2 separate regions of the Homo sapiens genome follow, and region 1 is linked to region 2. The links are chromatin contacts, found by Hi-C or POLR2A ChIA-PET in ENCODE. All regions are on one chromosome and are shown on one strand. The core of a region is the stretch at or near the end of the contact, and the rest is flanking DNA. Distances in the headings are between cores, read along the strand shown. Region 1 holds the start of CYB5R3 (cytochrome b5 reductase 3). Region 2 holds the start of L3MBTL2 (L3MBTL histone methyl-lysine binding protein 2).

Region 1 (3,090 bases), core at 184-2,683, 1.4 Mb before region 2:
AAAAAATGCAAAAATGGCCGGGCGCGGTAGTTCCCACCTGTAATCCCGGCACTTTGGGAAGCCGAGGCAGGTGGATCACCTGAGGTCGGAAGTTCGAGACCAGCCTCACCAACATGTTGAAACACCGTCTCTACTAAAAATACAAAATTAGGCCGGGCGCGGTGGCTCACGCCTGTAATCCCAGCACTTTGGGAGGCCGAGGCGGGCGGATCACGAGGTCAGGAGATCGAGACCATCCTCGCTAACACGGTGAAACCCCGTCCCTACTGAAAATACAAAAAATTAGCCGGGCGCGGTGGGGTGCCTGTAGTGCCAGCTACTCGGGAGGCTGAGAATGGCGTGAACCCTGGAGGCGGAGCTTGCATTGAGCCGAAATGGCGCCACTGCATTCCAGCCTGGGGGACAGGGCGAGACTCTGTCTCAAAAAAAAAAAAAAAAAAAAAAAAAAAAAGATTAGCTGGTTAGCCAGATGTGGTGGCACATGCCTGTAATTTCGGGAGGCTGAGGCAGGAGGATCTGTTGAACCCTGGAGGCGGAGTTTGCGGTGAGCCGAGATCGCGTCAATGCATACCAGCCTGGGCAACAAGAGCGAAACTGCGTCTCAAAAAAAAAAACAATTAGCCGGACGTGGTGGCATGTGCCCAGCTACTCAGGAGGTTGAGGCAGGAGGAACACTTGAGCCTGGGAGGTTGAGGCTAAAGTGAGCTGTGATCAGGCTCCTGCATTCCAGTCTGGGCAAGAGTGAGACCCTGCTTTACCAAAAAAAAAAAAAAAAAAAAAGGTATTTATTGAGCACCTACTATATGCTAGGCTCTGTGTGGCTAGGCTCTGGGGATGTACGGGACTTCAAACCAGATAGGGCCTTGCCCTCCGGGAGCGCACAGTCCACTGGGATGGGGTGGGAGTGGGGGAAACACGCAGGAGGCCTTCAGCTAAGTGGGACAAAGATCACTCCACAGTGGGACAATGGCGTGGGGAGCGGAGGCGCCGCCGGCGAGGAGGCTCCGGGCGGGCCGTGCTGAGACCGCAGCATTTAACCCGGCCCGAGGCAGCTGGGAACAGTGCTGCCCAGGGAACTACAAATTCAAAGGCCCGGGGAAGGGCCGCGCTGAGCAGCTGCAGGCACAGGCCCAGGCCAGGCCAGGCAGGACCGGCCCCTGCAGTCTCGGAGGCCGGGGGAAGATTCCGCCTCTTATTCTCGCTCCCATCCGGGGGGCGCCATCTTGCTTCCTTTATGGCGGCGAACGAGGCCCAGAGAGGCCACCGTCCCGCGCGGGGCAGCACAGCGGCGGGAGAGCTCGGAGCGCAGAGGGCCGCATCCCCAGTTCCCAGTCTCCATCCCCGGCAGAAGCAGGCGGAGCGACCCGGTCCCCGCCCCCGCGCCCGCCCCGCCCCGCGCGCCCGCCTGGCCCCTCGGCCCCGCCCCTGCTCCGGAGTGACGCGGGCCCGGGCGCGACGGTCTCGGCGGCGGCGGCGGCGGCGACAGAGCGAGCGCGGCGCGGGGCCACCATGGGGGCCCAGCTCAGCACGGTAGGCGGGGAGGGGGCGCCGGGGCCGCGGGGCGTCGCGAGGGACTGGGACCCGGCGGCGAGGGGGCGGGCTGGCCTGCGGGAGGTGACGCGGGACCCGGGCCGCACCCGGCCGCACCCACTTCGCCCGCCCAGCCCGCCGCGCCCCACCCCACCCCACAAGGGCCTGGGCGAGCTACGTGGTGACCGCTACTTACGCCCTGGCAGTCTGCAGCGGGGACCCAGCCCTCCTGCCCGGGGGGCGCGCCAGAGCCCAGCACCCGGGGGCACCTGGGCCCTGCCCTGGCCGCCGTGGGGCCTTGGCTGCTGGAGGGACCCGTGGTTGTGAGCGTGTGTGCCGCTGAGTGTGAGTGTGTGAGCGAGCGTGTGAATGGCTTGAGAGTGAATGTGTGTGTGAGTGTGACCGTGGGTGTGAAGGGCGGGCATGGAAACGTGTGATGGGGTGTGTGTGTGTGTACGGGAGTATGTGAATGGGCGATGTCACTGACTGCGACTGAACGTGTGTGTGTGTGCGATGTCACTATGTCAGAGGGTTTTGCACGTTTAGCAACAAGGAACAGAACCCGGATGACACGGGGGCATCCTCCCAATGCTCAGTGGGCCAGGCTCCCATCAAGGCCAGGCTCCCACTGACCCTGCAAGCTGTGCTGGGGACCTCACACTTTGCGGTGTCAGTGCTGTTTGCCCCATTTCACAGATGGGGAAATGCAAACTAGTCTTGGCCACCGTCCCACAACGCTGCCGCCGGAAGGAGCCTGCTCCATGGGGTTTCAAAGTCCACTCTGCTGCTGTCACTCCTGGGCTGGCCTAGAGCCACCTTCCCTTCCCCCCAGGCCACCTCCTCTCCCCAGTTTCTCAAAAGTTGACCATGGTGAGGCTGGAGGCTTGAGTCTGTGTGGACATGTGGAGGCTGCGGCTGCAGAGGGCAGCTCTCCTGTCAACTGTGACCCGCTAGGCGTGGGGAGGCTGGCACAGGAGGAATCAGCCCAGTGCTCCTCCACCTCCACCTCTACCTCTATGCCTGGCATCTGCCACTTGGAGGGCACCTGGGTCCTCCCTCCTTGGGGAGGACCTGGAGTCTCCTCCTTGGGGATCCAGGCAAAAGGCCTCTTGGCTTGGGTGGTTGCTAAGGAAAGTGTGGCCCAACCCAGAACTTCGGGATGTTCAGACCCCAGGCAACCTTGGCCAGGGTGAACCTGTGGGCATCACCCCAACCTCCATGCAACACCCGGCCCATTTTTCCCCAGAAAGCATCTGCCTCCTTTATTGTTGAAATGTCCTGCCTGTGTCTCTAAAGCTTCCCCTGGTCTCCACCCAACCCTTCCCTGCTGTTTTTGGTGGTGTTCCATACCTTCCAGCTGGTGGTTGGATTTATGGCCACGTCCCCTGCACCTGGCTGCTCCATACATTTCTTTTTTCTTTTTTCTTTTTTGAGAAGAGTCTCTCACCCAGACAGTAGTGCAGTGGCGCGATCATAGCTCACTGCAGCCTCAACCTCTTGGGCACAAGTGATCCTTCTACCTCAGTGTCCTGAGTACAGGCACGTGCCAATATGCCTGGC
Region 2 (3,462 bases), core at 714-3,213:
GCAACCCTGTTTCAAAAAAAAAAAAAAAAAAAAAAAAAGGATTTGGGGGAGAAGTAAGAGACGATACAGGCAAAGCTCTCAGAATAGTGACTTGCATATAGTAAGTGCTCAATAAAGGTTGCCAATTTTTACTGGTTGAAAGCATAGGCTCTGATTTGCCTGAGTTTGAATCCTGGCTCTAACATTTATTAACTGTGTGATTTTGTGCGTATTTTATCTTGCTGCTGTCATCATTACAAGAGAGGTAATAAGCTTTCTTTAGAGAATTCTTACGAAGATTGAGATAAGATATGTAAAACCTAGTTCTATTTCCAGCAGTCAGTAACAGCTCTAAAAGTGTGACTTGCTATTCTTATTCTCCACATGATTATTCTCGTTTACCCTTGCAGAAAGTTTGAGCTATTCCACCTTATATTTGCAACTACACATGCAAATATGCTAGAAAGGAAGCAATTTTTTTTTTTTTTTGAGACACAGTCTCGCTCTGTCGTCCAGGCTGGAGTGCAGTGGTGCAGTGGCCCGATCTCGGCTCACTGCAAGCTCCGCCTCCCACGTTCACGCCATTCTCCCGCCTCAGCCTCCCGAGTAGCTGGGACTACAGGTGCCTGCCACCACGCCCGGCTAATTTTTTTGTATTTTTAGTAGAGATGGGGTTTCACCATGTTAGCCAGGATGGTCTCGATCTCCTGACCTCGTGATCTGCCCGCCTCGGCCTCCCAAAGTGCTGGGATTACAGGCGTGAGCCACCGCACCCAGCAAGGAAACAATTCAAATATAGGTACCCTTGTCAGGCAGGGTGACAGAGACCACCTATAGTCCCAGCTACTTAGGAGGCTGAGGTGTAAGGATTGCTTGAGCCCAAGAGTTAGAGGCTGCAGTGCGTTGTCATCACGCCTGTGAGTAACCACTGCATTCCAGCCAGGGCAACATAGGAACACCCCGTCTCTTAAATATAAGGTGCCCAGAAACCAAATGATTAAAGGATGAGGCGGGGTGCAGTGGCTCATGCCTGTAATCCCAGCACTTTGGGAGGCCGAGGTGAAGCAGACAGATCACCTGAGGTCAGGAGTTCGAGACCAATCCGACCAACATGGCAAAACCTCGTCTCTACTAAAAATACAAAAATTAGCCGGGTGTGGTGACACATGCCTGTAATCCCAGGAACATGGGAGATGGAGACAGAATTGCTTGAACCCGGGAGACGGAGGTTGCAGTGAGCCGAGATCGCGCCACTGCACTCCAGCCTAGGTGACAGAGCAAGACTCCGTCTGAAAGAAAAAAAAAAAAGGATGAGTGGGTTCCAGGTTGCAGTACAGTGTGAAAAGCATAACAGGCAAAGTTTCAGAGGCGGACAGACTTAGTGCCAATCTCCTTCACTTTCCAGCCGGGGTAACTTCCTGGGGTGTCGCACCACCTCTAAGCCTCAGTGGCTTGAACGACAAAGACGAAAGAATAATACATGATTGCTGTGAGTGTACTGGAAGATAATGCACGTGAACGTTACAGACAAGGAGTGATGTTCACCCAACTTTAATCTCCCTTCACTTCCCACCTCATGTAACAGGCCTCACAAGCCCTAAACAACACAGCCACGAGACAAGCAGGATAAGGAAGATTCAGGAGCTCTCAGATCCTAAACCTAGTTCCCTTTCCCCCAGGCCAGGGACGGCTGTTCCTCCCTGAACTCCTCGCCGAACGTTGGCCCCAGCAGGAGAGGGGCAAAAAGTAACGTCAATTGCCTCTGCCCCTGGCTCAGTTTAACTACCTCAGTTTATCCATCCTCCCACCCTCCACCCTCCAGGCGTCGCTAAAAGCCCTAAAGAAGGGCCCACGGAGCGAGGCTCTCGGAGTTCCCTTTCCCAGTCACGCTAAGTCCTCGCCTTCTCACCTCAATACTCCGGGGCTTCTCCATGAGACCTCAGTTTCGCCAAGCGTCACCAGGTGCAGGAAGCCATATTGGCCTGCCCCGTCGCTCTCCGCGAGAGCACTCATTGGTCGCCTCCCTGAGCCGCGGGCCAATCACGCTGCAGGAAGGAGGAAAAGCCGGTTCCGTGCCTGCTCCCGCCATTCTCTCCCTGTGGGCGGGGAAGCCGCGGGCGGTTATGGGAATTGTAGTTCGCATGTGTGCAGGGTGAGTCGTTACCATAGCGACGTGGAAACCAGGGGCGCTGGAAACCTGGTGCGCCTCACGCCGAGTGTTCCAATTACGCCAACCTCTTGACTTCACTGGATGTTATTCTTCCCTAAACGGTTATTGAGCACCTATGATAGTCACTGTTCCAGACTCCAGGAATAACCTCGTACTCTCCCGGGTTAGATATTTAAGGTGCCCTTTTGCTGGGATGCATAGCAGAGGGACTCATTTCCAACTCAGGCAGAAACTGGACTACTCCAGATTAAAAAGAAAAAAAAAAGGAAGAAACTGGAATACTCTGTGTGTGTGTGTGTGTGTGTGTGTGTGTGTGTGTGTGTGTGTGTGTGTGTTTTCTTGAGACGAAGTCTTGCCCTGTCGCCCAGGCTGGAGTGCCGTGGCGCGATCTCGGTTCACTGCAACCTACGCCTGCCAGGTTCAAGCGATTCTCCTGCCTCAGCCTCCCAAGTAACTGGGACTACAGGCGCCCACCACCAAGCCCGGCTAATTTTTGTATTTTTTAGTAGAGACGGGGTTTCACCAGGCTGGTCTTGAACTCCTGACCTCGGGATCCACCCGCCTCGGCCTCCCAAAGTGCTGGGATTACAGGCGTGAACCACCGCGCCCGGCTGAAACTGGAATATTCTTTTTCTCAATACTGTAAATGTCCAGCCTGCTCAAAATCTTACAACATTCCTCCTTCACCACTCTCTCCTGGGTAAAAACCTCGAATCTGAGGCTCTCTGCCTCATCCCGTTAGGGTTTCCCACAACCTCCTTAGACACCCTGAGTTCTAGGTGCTGTTGTGGAGCTTTGCAAACATCTTTTCAAACCCTTAGACATCCTATCACCGTTTGAAAGAAGAGGAAGTGGTGGCTCTTCACCACTTCAGGTTTAGGCACTTTCCAAGATCACACAGGATTGGGATTCCAAATTTAGTACAGATTCCTTCCCTATGCCATGCCGTGTCCCAGTGAATTAATTGAGACTCTAAATGCAATATGTGGAGGCTGAATACATATAAAATATATGCCTAAATTTGAAGTCCGCCGTGGAGATGTCAAACTCTTCCTAGAGGTCTTTCTTTCCTTCAACCCCTTCCACCCTAAACCCCTGTATCCATGCTGTCAACGTGTTGGTTTTTCTACCTCCAAAATATATCCTGTATTTCCTCCACCACTACCACTCTAATACAAGCCACCGGCCCATTGCAGCAGCCCTTCAACTGGTCACCCTTTCTTTCTTTCTTTTATTGATTGATTGATTGATTGAGATGGAGTCTCCCCTGTCGCCCAGGCTGGAATGCAGTGGGATCTCCACTCACTGCAACC

Evidence for each region. Hi-C counts contacts between places; a loop is a spot of excess contacts on that map. ChIA-PET counts read pairs that join two places held with the same protein, here RNA polymerase II (POLR2A). Pooled maps may share reads with other maps.
Region 1: a loop to region 2 is called in a pooled map, with 6 times the contacts of the local background. The contact joins the promoter of CYB5R3 here to the promoter of L3MBTL2 in region 2. A Hi-C loop is called at or near these places in 1 of 50 pooled maps. POLR2A ChIA-PET finds 5 or more read pairs at or near these places in 2 of 52 experiments (CD8-positive, alpha-beta memory T cell and WTC11).

The regions. Positions count from the first base shown.
Region 1 is chr22:42,647,735-42,650,824 of GRCh38, reverse strand. It overlaps CYB5R3 (cytochrome b5 reductase 3), which reads left to right and starts at 1,433. Exons shown (of 9, transcript NM_000398.7): 1 at 1,433-1,530. The coding sequence starts at 1,510. RefSeq lists silencers at 953-1,052, 1,363-1,552, 1,573-1,922 and an enhancer at 445-1,258.
Region 2 is chr22:41,203,813-41,207,274 of GRCh38, reverse strand. It overlaps L3MBTL2 (L3MBTL histone methyl-lysine binding protein 2), which reads right to left and starts at 1,963. Exons shown (of 17, transcript NM_031488.5): 1 at 1,889-1,963. The coding sequence starts at 1,912. RefSeq lists an enhancer at 619-1,119.